Linked DNA regions of Mus musculus: regions 1 and 2 are each linked to region 3. The links are chromatin contacts, found by Hi-C or POLR2A ChIA-PET in ENCODE. All regions are on one chromosome and are shown on one strand. Each heading gives the region's core, a stretch centred on a gene start or an enhancer-like site at or near the end of the contact. The rest is flanking DNA. Distances are from core to core; before and after follow the strand shown. Region 1 has its middle 17 kb from the start of Ccdc182. Region 2 overlaps Msi2 (musashi RNA-binding protein 2). Region 3 overlaps Msi2 (musashi RNA-binding protein 2).

What was found. A loop is a pair of places that touch in the nucleus more often than their neighbours do. ChIA-PET counts read pairs that join two places held with the same protein, here RNA polymerase II (POLR2A).
Region 1: a loop to region 3 is called in a map of heart, with 2.1 times the contacts of the local background. The contact joins two enhancer-like sites. A Hi-C loop is called at or near these places in 2 of 37 maps with a recorded cell type or tissue (gastrocnemius and heart). POLR2A ChIA-PET finds 5 or more read pairs at or near these places in 1 of 5 experiments (embryonic stem cell).
Region 2: POLR2A ChIA-PET joins it to region 3 with 10 read pairs in Patski. The contact joins two enhancer-like sites. POLR2A ChIA-PET finds 5 or more read pairs at or near these places in 2 of 5 experiments (Patski and embryonic stem cell).

Annotation. Positions count from the first base shown.
Region 1 is chr11:88,308,409-88,312,792 of GRCm38, reverse strand. No RefSeq gene overlaps it. Among named protein-coding and RNA genes, the nearest start is that of Ccdc182, 17 kb to the right of the region's middle. Within about 2 kb of position 1,805, at least 1 of the 3 ENCODE cell types and tissues checked has a DNase peak (open chromatin) inside an H3K27ac peak, as active enhancers do; it is gastrocnemius, where a contact is called at or near this core.
Region 2 is chr11:88,509,568-88,514,418 of GRCm38, reverse strand. The region is part of intron 6 of Msi2 (musashi RNA-binding protein 2); the gene reads left to right. Among named protein-coding and RNA genes, the nearest start is that of 0610039H22Rik, 110 kb to the left of the region's middle. Within about 2 kb of position 1,635, at least 1 of the 3 ENCODE cell types and tissues checked has a DNase peak (open chromatin) inside an H3K27ac peak, as active enhancers do.
Region 3 is chr11:88,397,545-88,402,365 of GRCm38, reverse strand. The region is part of intron 8 of Msi2 (musashi RNA-binding protein 2); the gene reads left to right. Among named protein-coding and RNA genes, the nearest start is that of Mir378b, 47 kb to the right of the region's middle. Within about 2 kb of position 2,728, at least 2 of the 3 ENCODE cell types and tissues checked have a DNase peak (open chromatin) inside an H3K27ac peak, as active enhancers do; they include gastrocnemius, where a contact is called at or near this core.

The sequences.
Region 1 (4,384 bases), core at 556-3,055, 89 kb after region 3:
ATGTGCTCCTACATCCACCTCAGAGGCTACTCTCTAGAGAGTAACTGGGGGCCAACCTGACAGGCCCAAGAATCCCATCGGAAAGCTGGTTTAGAAAAAACATAAGAGATGAAACGACTGTTTCCACACATGGAGAACCCTGGCTTCCTGAGGATGCTGGAGATGGCAAAGGAGCATGCGAGGCTCCTCTTATACAACAAAGAAACAGGTATGTAGGAAGCAGTTAGGATATGATGTCCCTTCCCACCTCTCTCCTCCTGAGACCTCTCTGTCCCAAGTGTAAAATAGAAATACTGCTTCCTTGCCAAGGAATGGCTAGAGGGATCAAGGCCACCCAGATGGCCTGGAAAAGATCACATACATGATGAGATTGTGGCTCACTGGCCTAGGACAATGATATAGGCTAGAGGCTGGGAGAAGGAAATTTGGATCCTTGGCCTGGAAGTGGGTCCTGCTTTGCTCCCTCCATCCAACATGCTCGGGAGGGGTCTGCACTGCCTGGGACTTCCGTGTGGCTTGGAGCTGTCCTCTCAGTCTGTTGGTGCCTGGCTCTCCTCTCTGTGCTGGGGGCAAGTCTGCCTGCTTTTCTCTGTTTTTAAGGCATAATACAAGTCCTCAGTAAATATTGCCAATCAAATGAAAGAATAAGACCCCAGAGAGGGGGAAACACCCTCTCAGCTTAGAAAAACAACCACAGACTGGGTACATGGGCCAGAAAAGCCTGGCCAGTGGGGTAGCATGAACTGACAGCAGCTTCTAGTAGAGAGAAACTTCTCTCCCACACCAAGTAGCAGCTCCATCACGCACACCCAGGCTTGCCCTAGTGTAGCAGGAACCTAGTACAGATGGGACCAGGGAGATGCCACCTGGGAGGGCAGTCCTATCCCTACAACAGACTGCAGAGCTTCCTGGGTCCATTGTCTCCAGACAGTCATACTCATGGACCCTCCGTGCAAAGGAGTCCCAGAGCTCAAAACCTGCCAGATGGGCTGGAGATGGGCCAGTAAAGGTCCTGAGAAGAGGGGTCACCCATTCTAGCAGACAGAGCAACAAGGAGAAGGTGGCCCTGCGGACGGTCCTCATCTGTGTGGACAGAATTGTTCCTCTCCAACGAGATCAACACTGAGGCTTTAATTATAGCTTGTCACTCATGTGCCCTTCCCCCCGAGAGGTGGCCACGCTGGACAGTGAGAGGAATAAGGCTCTCAATTCAGATGGCTCACCCTGATATGGTCAGGACATTTCTAACTTACAACACTAATATTCTGATGTAACAGGGCTAGGCCCTCCCTGGCTCTCTGGAAGCTTTGTTGTTAACCTTCCACCCAATATGGGCTTGGGTAGCCTCTTCCTTTTCCCATGCAGATAACAACTGACTGGAGTCACCGGAGCTTGCTTTACGGTGGACTCTTCTGTCCCCTTAAAGATGCCTGAGAGGGGAATATCCTAATACTAAGAGCAGTTTATCATTTCCTTCTACCGGGAGCTGAGACCTAGTGTACTGTTGTATCCTCTTCATCCCCTGAAGTAGCCCTAAACTGGCTTTAATTATCATATGCTTTTAATAAGGAAAATCCAAGGCTAGGGAGCTTTAAGGTCACCCAGGCACAAGCGAGACCGGAACCCAGGCGGCCCGACATCAGAGCCTGATCACTGAATCTCTTTGCTCTCTCCTTACACTTGCCCTAGTTACGGTAGAGGATGTAAAGATTCGTCTGTCTGCCTCTGCCAAGCAGCACAGATTGCTCTTGAAGCAGTCAGCAAAGGGCACAGGCTCTCATCGTGGAGACAGGTTGGCCCTGAGCTCTGCCAGGAGCCTGGAGTCCTCACCGGGCATCTTCACTCTCAGGAGGGGCTCAGCACATGAGAGCAGCCTTCCCCAGCTCCTTGGAAGGGGACAGGGACAGGTGTGACACAGAGAAAGAAGCTCAGCAGGACCCAAAGCTGCCAGAGTCACCCCTGTCACCCCTGGAGGCCTCTGTGAGCCAAGCTGGAAGAAGCTATTTGAGGTCACCTGCATAGCTCAGGGTTACTCCTGATTAGAGACTGAGGACTCTCTAGGGATAGAGACTTGGTGCTGGTGGAGGAGGTTGGAAGACCCCTGCTGCTGCTTGCTGGATGGGCAAGGAAACCCAGCCTGGGTCCTCGATCCTGGTTTGCTATTTACAGGGTCCCTCTTCCGTCCCTCTGAGTCCCACTTTCTTTATCTATACAATTCAGGTGACATGCTCTGTCCCGGTCCTGGGGAGATTCAGAGTGTGGTGTACAGACACTTGTCCCTGTGCACCTTCAGTGGCCCAGCTGGAGAAGTGGGGAGAGAAGAATCCCAAAGCCCCAGGACTGGGTCTCAGCCCCTTTACCCCTGGGCCCAAGCTGTAAACTGCACAATGGCCCTCAGTGCTTCAGGTCATTGGTGCTTCAGGCCAGAAGCGACTGGCGCTGGCTATTTCCACCCCTCTGGATAGATTAGATTCTGATGAATCCCAGCAGGCTCAGCTGTGGTCATCTAGCTTTCCCCAAAGGTGAGCCTCGATGCAGACAGAAAGTTCTGGGCATTTCAAATGCTTCCTTTTCTTCTCCCAGCGTGAGCAGCAGAGCCCCAGCCCATGTCTGCTGCTGGACACTGAAAGAACAATGTCTGCAATGGCTGTGAGGGGCCAGTCCTCCTGAGCTTGTTATATTCCCAAGCTTAACCCACCTGAGCCCGAAGTGACCTGCTGGTCTTGACGGTCACAGCTCAGGTTTGCCTGCCTAGTGCTAGGCTTCCGTTCACTCTTGGGTCTTTTCTTGGGTACTTATACTTTTTGGAATTTCCCATTGTCTGGACAATTCCAGCAGTTTGCCTGGTGACCTCATTGGAGGTCAAGTCTAAAATGTGGCTAGCTTTGTTTGGCTTTGATTCTCTTTAGGACGGAGTGGTGACAGCTCCCAGCATGCCTCACTGGGCTCCCACAGGAGCCTGGCACAGTCCACATACATCTCCCATGATGCCTTAGGGTTTGTGTTCATCATATATACTCTTGTCACAGAAGGAAATAGGTCATGGCCTCTACACATGAGCAAGAAAACCTGATCAGACAACTGGGGTCTCTCAGTGCTAGGGAAGGTTTACCCCGACCCAGACCCCCTGCTCGCTCCCAACAGCTCTGCTCCCCTCCTTACAAGTGTCCCCTGGTCAATCAGGCACACAGAGCTGCTACTGTCCCCCAAGGAGGCTGCAGAGAGGCTCCATCTGGACTGGGTGAAGGCTGAGCCGATTCTCAGACTACAGGGTCAGGTTACTGGGAAATCTGTTCAAATAGCACATTATAGTTTTATGAATCCTGCTCCTTCTGTTGTCCTCATTGAAGCGGTGAACGCCTGGGGGCAGCCGGCCCTCTTTCGCAGACACATTTGTCATGGGAATTGATTTAAAAAGAAATCAGGATGATGGCTTGATTGCTTTTGTTTGAGGCAGGAGGACAACTGCCACCTGCCTCTGCTGTCCTGGGCTTGGCTGGACTCTGGGAAGCTCTGGCTCTTTGTCCCAAAGCAGGAGTGCTCCGGAGAGCAACCCGGGGAAGCTAGGAAGTGAAGTCCTGGTGTGAGCTGGTGAGGCATGAAAGTGGAGTTTCTGGAGCTGTGGCCCTGGAGTAGGAATGTGTAGCCCAAGGATACAGATTAAGAGGGGACAGAGCTATGTCCCTAGGGACCCCACACCTCGAGGTCAGAAACCAAGATAGGACATAGCTTAGTTCACAACCCAACAGAACCTCGAGGCACTAGAGCAAACCCTAGGAAGAAGAGAATGTAGTAAAACTTGGTGGTCTTAGAGGCTCCCTGTGCCCTATAAGTGTGGGAATAGCCACTCCTTGTCCCCTGCCCTAGGACTGCCATTATATTTGGTCACCTGTGAACAAGATTTCACTGCCCTCAAATATTGGAGACCTCCACAGTATTTCAGACCAGAGACCTACTCCACTGTTCAGAGAAGGGACTTGCATGGATGCACGGTGACAGTTGGAAGAGCCAACACCATCCCCCTCTGAACCAGTCGATGCGGCAAGAAGGAGTATCAGCCATCATCCTCAGCCATTGGTGAGGAAAAGGGAAGGTTGCCAGGGCAACCTTGACCTTCATCAAGGAGATTAAGGCCTCTGTCAAACTAGTTTCTCAGCTACCTTGCCCTGGGCTTGTTTTAAGTGTCTTCTGGGGCTGGCTTGCTGAGGTCCTATAGTGTCCCCACAATCCTGGACAGATACAGGTCCCGGTGTCCCTATGGCCCAGCAAAGCCACCTCTGAAGCACACACCTTTCTCACCACCTCAGAGTGTTCAATCCTCAGATGCGAAGATAAAACACACTGCAGGAGAAGCACGGGTTTACCTCTGGTTCCTCCCCACCCT
Region 2 (4,851 bases), core at 386-2,885, 110 kb before region 3:
AGAGCAGGTCTACTCAGCAGGGAAGAAGCTCCCCTGAACTGGAGCCAAATGCCTCTGGACTTCCAAGCATGAACTTTGGAATTCCAAATTGGCCAGAAAAACTCACGGCCCGGGCCCAGTGAGGCCAGCTGGTACCGCGCCCATAGGTTCTTCCAGAAGTGCTGTGGTTTATGAGCCCCAAGGGACTCAGCCAGCTTTGGCTCGTCTTCTTTCAACTCTTAAACCATTCCCCTTCCCTAATGCATGAAGCACCCCACAGTATCCTGAGGAGCCCACCGTAGGCCGGAGACTATGCCAGATACCGCCACCACGTAGTCCTGTCTGTCCTTGTTATCATCCAACCTTGTGTTCACCTTTATATGCTTGGGATGAGGGAAGACATGGGGACATTGGAGCCAGGATCTTGGGGTGGGGTTGACTTTTGTTCTGGGATAGCCCCATTCTGCAGATGGTGAAGACTTTGTAAGAAACAGAGCAGCAAGCGAATCTTCTTGTAAGGCCAAGCATCTCTTGAGGGGAGTAGGCAAATGGGCATTGTTGTTTTGGGAAGGAAGAGGAACTGGGTGAGCAGATAGGTACAGCAGGGGTAATTAGAATGCCCAACTGGTGGAAGCTCAGGAACGAGTTGTGTTGCCTTGACATCTAAATGACGGTGCCCCTAGCATCTGCCTCTGGGACACAAGTACGCGCCAGACCAAGAGCAAGTTGGACAGAAAGATCAAAGACCATGGAGATCCGTGGGCAAGCTCTTTCCTCTAACTGGTAACTGTTGAAGGTGTAGCTTAGAAGTGGAGCCCTTACCCAGCGCACCCAAGGTCCCACAGCTTCTGACACTAGCACAAGGAAGTGCAACGCACAAAACCAGCTCCAAGGAGGGAGTCACCCTGCTGACCGTAGAACATTCATGTGGAAGCATCCTGGCACTCAGTAGCTCCTAGTCCTTTATCTTGCTTGTTTAGAATGTCCAGCCACAGACACTAGCGATCTCTCTTTTGTTCTCCTAAACTCAGTATGTTTAGGACTGTTGTTGACACCTGAGGAGTTTGCCAAGTAAATTAGGCCGAAAGGCTCCGTCTTGGCTGGAAGCTTCTGTTCAGCCTCTCAGATCCCCTCAGGTAGGAATCCGATAGGTACCCTCTCATTGGAACCTGGAGAGTTCGGAGGCCTTTGACAGCCACCCTCCCTCCAGGAAGAGTGTGGGATGGCCTTTGCAGGGGAGAAAAACCCGGAGTTGGGGTAAGTTAGCTCACTCCAGTGTCCTGGGTTCTCCAAGGCAAAGAGACAGAGTGCTAGTATTTGGAATAGAACTCAGGTTTCAAGATGTCTCAGGCCCAGGATGACCGTGAGCTTTGAGAGCAGCCCATGGTGTTCTGTTTCTGCGGGACAGAATTGGGCACATTCCCCAAAGAACTTTGGTTAAATGTTTCCATCAGTCCCCGTTTCTCAATTCCAGTCTTCCAGATTGTTCTGAGTGGCTGATACACCTTGTGGGGAAGGGGCGGGGCTGCATTCTTCTGCCTCCACCGCCCCTGTCCTTTAGCCAAAGGCAGCAGCTTAGTCCTTGGAGCCGGTCACTAAGAAGGGCTCAGACTCTTTGGAGCCAGTGTGCAAGTTGGCAGTATCCTCTGAGCACCTGGCCAGAGCTCCTGGGGAGGGGTAGATGGGAGGTGCCACACTGCCCCTTGTGGACTGTGGTGCTCATAGCTTGTAGTCGCACTAGGCTGAAGGAATTCTGGGACCTTAGAGGAGTCTTCTGATCTATGCTCCTCCCATGTAGGGCCCTTAATCCCCCTCTTCTGTTTTCTTTTTCTATTCTGAGAGCTGGTTTAGGCTCATTAGAGTGCATGTTTAGACAAAGTTTCATGTAGGAGAGTTAATTCTCTGGTACCATGAGGTCCTAGGATGTGGTCTCTCCATAGCCACAGTACAGCACGTCAGTAGCCCTGCATCACTGGGAGCTTCCAGTGCAGCTAAGGTGGCATCAAGCAGCTAGGAAAACACTTGGACCACAGAAACAGTCAGCCTAGGGACCAGGGTTTGTGGCTGATCCTAGAGCACACTGAAATGTTGATGTGACAAGTCTTAATGCAGACTCTAGTAGCCAGAGGGTCTCAGTATCCTTCAGGGGTGAGGGGGTGTACCTTGGGAGGAACAAGAGTCAGATAGCACTGGTTTGGGGTCCATGCTATTATGGAGATGTATATGTACGGAAGCAGACACCAACAGCTGCCAGTTCTCCCTTCCAACTTGTGAGCCACTAAAGGCCACAGCAGACGGCAAGCCAGCATCAGAGCAGTGGTTGCTTTTGCTATGCCTCTGGTGACATATGGCACCAGTTCCCTCTTTGTCCCTGTTCAGCGTCTCTGGCCTGACAGCCTTGCCCCCTTCCCCTCTCTCTGTGATGAGCCTCGGTGCTGGACAAAGAAGAACCATGCTCTGAAAGTCACCAATTTTCTCTTTTAAAACTTTTCTCTCCTGGAGTGCTGTATTAGTATTGTAATTTGCTCTTGATACCACCTGAATCAGTTGTGATGAAAGGTTTTTCCTCCCTCCCCGTCTCCTCCCCTCCCCTCCCCGCCTCCCCGTCCCCCAGGTTTGCTCACAATAACACAGATGAGAAAAGATAGTTGTTCTGATATATAATGTTCGGAGTTGCTTAAATCCTTCATTTGTAATTCTCCCCAGCATTTCTCAGTAGAGCGAGGCTCCATCCCATCGTCAGGGCCTCTAATCCCCATGGAAAGCTAGTGAAGAATGTCAGAGAAATTCTGCATGCGCTCTGGAGGTGATGGGCAAGTGGAAGGCACCGTGGTATAAATTAATCCGTGTTATCCCTCCCCATGGTCATCTTCATGATGGCGTTGTGGTTTAGGGTGACCCCTCCTGGGCCCTTTAAGGTCAAGAAATCAAGAAGTGAGAACCTTATAGTACTTGACCTGATCAATACTCAGGATCCTCAAACAGATACCTAAGGGTTTGGATACCAGTGTTGGACAGGCACGAAGGGAAATCGTTCGGAGAGGTGTTACAAAGCTTGCAGCAGCTGAGTGATGCCCTGAGTGTATACTGTATGTATCTCAGCCCCATCCGTGGATGGGGGAATCCGCTGGGTTCTTCATCTCTGTTTTGGATATTTTTTGTTCACCTTCTACTTCTCATCAGTTTTCCAGTTTAGGGAGCAAAACTCAATTCTAATGCGATAGCTAGGACAGAAGGGTGGAGAAGTGAAGCCCCTCTTTTGGTTTCAGGAGAACTCCAGAAAAGCCCAGACTCTTGTTTTAGCTCTTGTCCCCCCCCCCAAATTCTAAGTGCCAGACTCGTCCTAGCTATGCCCCCCATCCCAGATTTCAAGTTCTGATTCTTGTCCCAGCTATGCCCCCAAATTCTAAGTGCCAACCAGAGGGCTTGAAGTACCATCTGGTACTTTGGAGTCCTGATAAATTACTGTCTTCCTCTCCTCCTCTGCCTGCAAAAAGTTTTAGGATTTGAGGGTGGGGTGGCCATTTGCACCTGTGAGGAAGGTGCAGGAATGACTGCATTATTCTAGGGCCTTCTGTTTGTCTCGTGTATGGTTATAGAGTTAATATGATCTGGTCATGTGGTTGGTGTGTAGGAAACAAAAAGGAAACTATGAATGAATGACTCCTCTGCCCTCACTTGCCACCCTGATTCCTTTACCCTCTGCTAGTAAGTGCAATGAAAATATCAATAAAGAGGCGGACGTGGCGAGCCCAGTGAGGAGGAGCATTTGCCAATGGACGGAGCTTGGCCAGTGCAGGACTGGGCAGATGGGTGCCAGCAGAACATGTCAAGACTCCTGTTTCCTTGTCCTCTGAGTCCTTGCAACCAGAACAGTTATTCAGGATCTGAGGCCACAGTCTGGAACTGACTGAAGCTCTGGCAGGAAGGAATGTGGTTTTCTCATCTGCCCGTTGTCATTTCTGAAACCTCTTCAGCTGTCCAAACTGTTTCACCCTTGGGAGTGTTTTCACGCCCTTTGCAGGTGGCATTAAAGTGAAGCCCGTGGAGTTACAAAAGTTTTCATCTCTTTTAAAATTGGTCTTTTAAAGAAAATGGGCTGTTTGCATGAGCCCGGGAGCTTACACTTGGGCCCAGGCCCATGAGTCTGCCAGAGTGCTCTTGGCCCCTGGGAATATATACCTCTAGTCACTCCCTGATGGGCAGCAAGCCTGAATTCACCAGCACTTTCGTCTTCATGACCACCCTTTGCAATAAGGCACTGAGGGTTATGGTAATACCCTTCATAGATGAGGAAATGAAGGTTCATAGTGCCCTCATAACAGAAGGGAATAGTTCTTGTCAGAGTATATTCCTTTTTGCTATAGTGTGAGCCTCCTGCTGTAAGAGGCACTTGTTAATATCCAATGTCCTGCTTTTATAGAGAAGGCAACTCTAAGGCCAGAGGTTTATAATATTCTCTAAATGAAGTTGGTGAGCCTGGACTCGCATGCACAAGTCTGTGGAGGAGCATACCCCACACAGTGCCTAGTGGTTTGATGTCTTCCTGGCACCAGGGAGAGACTGTGGACCAGGAGTAGAGAGGGATGGAGGTTCTAGATGGAAATGTCTGGGTGATGAGACACGTCCCATCTTTGGTCTGAGCAGTGATTGCTCTGCCCTATTCCTGATGGGCAGCAAGCATCAGCCCTGATGGGCATTTTTGTTCTCTTCTACCTGTCAGCCTCTTTGAGCACTGCTCCTGTACCAGCCCCTTCCGTGCCCTTCGCCATCTGTTCTTTCAGGTTGTTTCCTCTCCACACTGGAGAATGGGTGTTTGCCTCCTCAGTGAGGAGACTGAAGCTCGGTGAGGTAAAGAAACTTGTCCTCAGC
Region 3 (4,821 bases), core at 1,479-3,978:
ACATCAGGGCACAGGTACAGCTCTTGTCTTTTCATCAGGCCCTGGAACTGCATGCTGACTGAAACAAGTCTTTTTATTCTTTAGAGCTTGGCTTCCTTCTCAGACTCCCTGGCTCTTTCCACAGATACCCAGTATTTGCAGGGACTTCAAGTTGGTTTGTACAGGAGCAGCCATAGGGAACCCCTCCCCATAGAAATTCTGGGGACTTTCCCAAAACAGTACTCCCTGACATACTTAATCTAAAGCATAGTACATTCAGGAGACAGTGGCACGTGCTTATAGTCTTGGCTTCTCGGGAGACTAAAGCAAGAATATCATGCTTTCAGGGACAACCTGGCTACATAGACAGCAAATCTTTTTAAACAGTAGGTAGATATATTGCCATAAAGGGGCATTGTTGAGTCCATTGACAAAAGGATTATAAAAGCTAGATTAAAGTGCTGGGTCCCTATTGAAACTGGTGAGAGTTCTGGTTGTGTAAAGAACTAACTAACCCCATGTTCAGAGCTTGCAAACCACAAAGTTTGCAACCTAGCTTCATGTAAGAAGTTTTTTAGAATTTTCTTTTCTTGGCATGCTGGGGATCCATGTGTGTGTGTGTAAGTGCCCAAGCCCTGAGTCCAGCCCTTTGTGTGCAGCATGCTCTCAGACTTGAGACATAAACTCACCCCTACCCATGCAGATAGAGACAGGGAGTGTGTGCAGATGCTGAGGTGTGTGTGCCAGAATGCCAACAGGGAGCAGCGTTGGCAAAACCAGCTGCTCTTGGAGCTGTCTTTAAGTTTGATGTTCTGACTGAATAACGAGTCAGAGACAATAGGGCCGTGTTATAGCTCAGTGGAAGAGCATCTGCCTGGCATGCACAGGCCCTGGGTTTGATACCCAGCACCACCACTGGGAATGGGGGCATGGGGGAGGGAGGAGGAGGAAGTGAGATGGATGGCAGTGAGAAGCGGTCCCTCGCCCATGCAATACAGACATGCAGAACCCTGTGAACTCCCAGTAGGCATTTGACATGTCCTCGACAGGAAGATGCTGCAGCCTCCGTTATCCCAGGGGTAGAGTCTTCTGTTAGGGCCTCGTTTTGAAACCACGATCCTGAGGGATAAAAGAACGACTTGCCTGTCCTCCAAGGCCCATTTGTCAAGTTGAGCGGCATAGTTAAAGAATGAAATTGCAAAGCACATTTTCAGGCCCGACTGTGGGTCATTGCGTAGCTTTGCCGTTTCCGGGGTTCAGAAGTAGAGGCCCACTCCTGGAATGAGTTGTCAGTCACAAGTGGGCCTCTGAGACCTCTGATAAGTACAGAGCCACACAGACTGGCCTATTTCCTTCCACATGCCCTGAGTAGGCTGCTCTGGAACCAGTGACAGTAGCCAAAAGTTGATGGGAAAAGCTCTAAACTGGGAGACAGTTCTCCAGATCTATGCCTGCGTCCCTCCCTTCCCTTCCCTCCCACCCCCACCCCACCTCCCTGGCTGCAGTGGGAAGGGAGCTTGTATGCTGTGTTTACTGCTTCACAATGTCAGCAGACCTCAGTGCCCACTGCCCAGAGAACCCAGCCAGCAGACAGCTAGATGGTAGGATGTCTCCCTCCTGTCTGGTCCTCCCACGTGCCAGTGACCTCAGGCAGTGTCTAAGTCCAGAGATGGCCCTTAGATCTTCAGGTTCCAGCTGTTTACACCTTGTGTCCTGTCCTCCTTCACTGGCCCTCAGCTGGCATAGGGCACACAGTAGAATGTGGCGGGAGTTTGCATGGTGTGAATCCCAGTGGTGTGAACACCATACCTTCTGCAGAGTCTTCGAGAACGTCCACGCTGTGACAAAGCCAGGTGCCTTGGAGAAGCTGTACATGGCTCTCCATCATCTTCTTAGATGCCTCGTTTAGTCAAGGCTTTCTCTGGCTCCAGTCCTAGCCACCATCTGACCACAGCTCCATAGGAGATGGAGCCCAGCCAAACCACATCAACTCAGAGCCCCAAGGATTGTCTAATCAATGGTTGCGCAAGGCCACTATGTTTGAGGGTATTTTATGCATGGTTGCTGATGTCTGGACCATGGCTCATGTCCAAATGACTTGAGTTTAAGACCAGAACCAAGGAGGTGGATTTGGTTTTCTTGTTTGACTCTGATCTTCCCTTTAGGTCTTGGGCCAAGCTCTCTGGCTTGCTACTGGTACAGTAGAAGATAGTGTGTGTGTGTGGGCTCCAGAGATGGAGAAGTGACAAGAGTGACAGTCCTAAAAGTGACTCCAGGCGGTGGTGGCGCACGCCTTTAATCTCAGCACTTGGGAGACAGAGGCAGGCAGATCTCTGTGAGTTCAAGGCCAGCCTGGTCTACAGAGAGAGTTCCAGTACAACCAGGGCTACACAGAGAAACCCTGTCTTGGGAAAAGGGGGTGGGGGTGGGGAGAGGCTCTGGGTGGGGGGTGGGGGCAGGGCAGGGCAGGGAGCTTAAGGCAGTTTGATGTTTAGAGAGTACTTGTCTATATCCTTGATGAACAAGAAATTGGGGGTGTCTCTGTCTCAACAGAATGGAAATTCTCAGAGCAGGGCCTCACTTGTTTATCAGAGGATCCCCCACATCCTGGCTCTGAGTTCTTCCACATCCCAGAATTAAATCAATCTGAATCTCCAGGGGCAGGGAGTGGGGACAGACTGTGTAAGCAGCCCTCTGGCTCTGGGAAGTCTTTCCAGAATCTCGTCACTGCTGGCCAGACCAGGCTCCCTGCTGTGTCCAGTGCCTCTCCTGTCACTCCAGTGCCCAGGACAGGCTGAGCCTCTAGAGAGTTCACATGCCATGGCCTCTGGCCTTAGAGTGCACTCACTGTGACAGGGCGGGTGGTTGACAGAACTCCCGTGGTGGGCGCTCCAAAATGCCCCCAGCAAAGACGACAGAATTTAGCCAAGCTGCCAGCCCTGCTCAGTGCTAGGAAGAGTTAGTAGGTGGGTTTGTTTAAAATACTTCCATTACAGTTAGTTAACCTTTCTGTTCCCTAAATGAAAATTGTATAAACCTGAAATTTCCGTTGATCGGGTTGCCTAGGAACAGGCAGCAGGTTTTCATAAGACAAGGCAATAGATTGCCACTGATAGGCCTGTTAGGAAGTGAGCTGGTTAGCGGCATTATTCCCATCCTAGTGTCTGCCACAGGTAATTATCTGCCTGCCTGCTCAGGGCACGCCCATCTTCCTGTGCTGGGGCAGCTTCCTGCAAAGGAGACTTCTCAGTTCCCAGTTCCCAGGATGGGGGCTCAAAGGCGGGAACTGGGGCCAGTCACCATGCCTGAGCCATGAGGAGAAATCTCAAAGTCCTGATGTGGCTGACTTTATTCCTTCTTGATCAAATTTCTCCACCTATGTGCAAGAGGAACACCCCCCCCCACACACACACACCCCATAACCCTATTGATGACAAGCTATTATATTGCTTTATGAAAACATGCAGCAAGCAGCCAGTAAGTAGCAGGAAACTTAAACAGTTACCAAATGCACAGTAGGTTTTGTTTTGTTTTGTTTTGTTTTTTGTTTTTTTCGAGACAGGGTTTCTCTGTGTAGCCCTGGCTGTCCTAGAACTCACTTTGTAGACCAGGCTGGCCTTGAACTCAGAAATCCACCTGCCTCTGCCTCCCGAGTGCTGGGATTAAAGGCGTGCGCCACCACTGCCCGGCTTGCACAATAGTTTTTAAAGCTACTCTTGACAGTTTAGTAGATTTTTAAAATATTTTTAAAACAATAATATACTTGTTTTTTTTTTTTTCTACAAGATCACTGCCATTTATGTCTGTCTTCCTGCAGTTAGAATAACTAGTGTCCTGGTTTATCTGGGATCTAGGAGGTCCCCAGTGCTTGTCATTGACCTATAGCTTTTATTGACACTGGGCCATACCCAGCTTCTTCAGTCCCCAGTTAGTTTTGTGGTTTGTTTGTGCTTCTTTTTTTTTTTTAACTTTTAAAGATTTATTTTATTGTATGTATATGAATGATTTTGCCTGTATGTATGTCCATTACTTAAGTAGGTCAGAATAAAGTGTTGAATCTCCTGGAACTGGAGTTATTTGATGGTTGTGAGTCACCGTAGGGGTACTGGGAATTGAACCTAGGTCCTTTGAAAGAACGAATGCTCCTAACTGCTGAGCCATCTTTCTAGGCCTCACCCTGTTACTTGGGTGTTTGCTTGTTTGTTTGTTTGTTTGTTTTATTACAGTGCTGGAGGGTGGGGGGCATCTTAGAGGACAACGTTCAGCATCTCTCTTCTTCTACCATTTGGATCCCAGAGATAGCACTCAAGTAGTCAAGCTTGGTGGCAAGAAGAGCCTTTAACCACAAAGCCAACATTTCACCAGCCACAATCCCTGCTATTGGGTGGTGGTAGTAGTAGTTGTTGTTTTTGTTAGAGCTGGCAAGTAGCCTCATTCATAGGCTCTCAACAGTACAGATTCCAACATGCAGGACTATTAAATCAAAAGATGGATGGGCTCATAATAGGTTTTTAGATGTTACCAGTTGCCTTTCAGGAAAATCAAAGTGGATTGAATGTGAAACATGCCCTACAGCACATATACTTAAACACTTGGTCCCCAGCTGGTGGGATTGCTGGGGAACCATTAGGGGGTTGAGCCCTGAGGGAGTTGGTCACTGGGGGCAAGCCTTGAATTGTTCTTGATTTGTTACTGTTTTACAATTTATTAATGTGTGTCTGTCTATGTGGCACACACACATACACATATGCAGTTACAGGCACAGACAGAGGACAGAGGTTCCAGATACCCTATAACCCTTAAAGGAAGTTGTGAGCTGCCTGGACTCAAAATTTTGTCCCC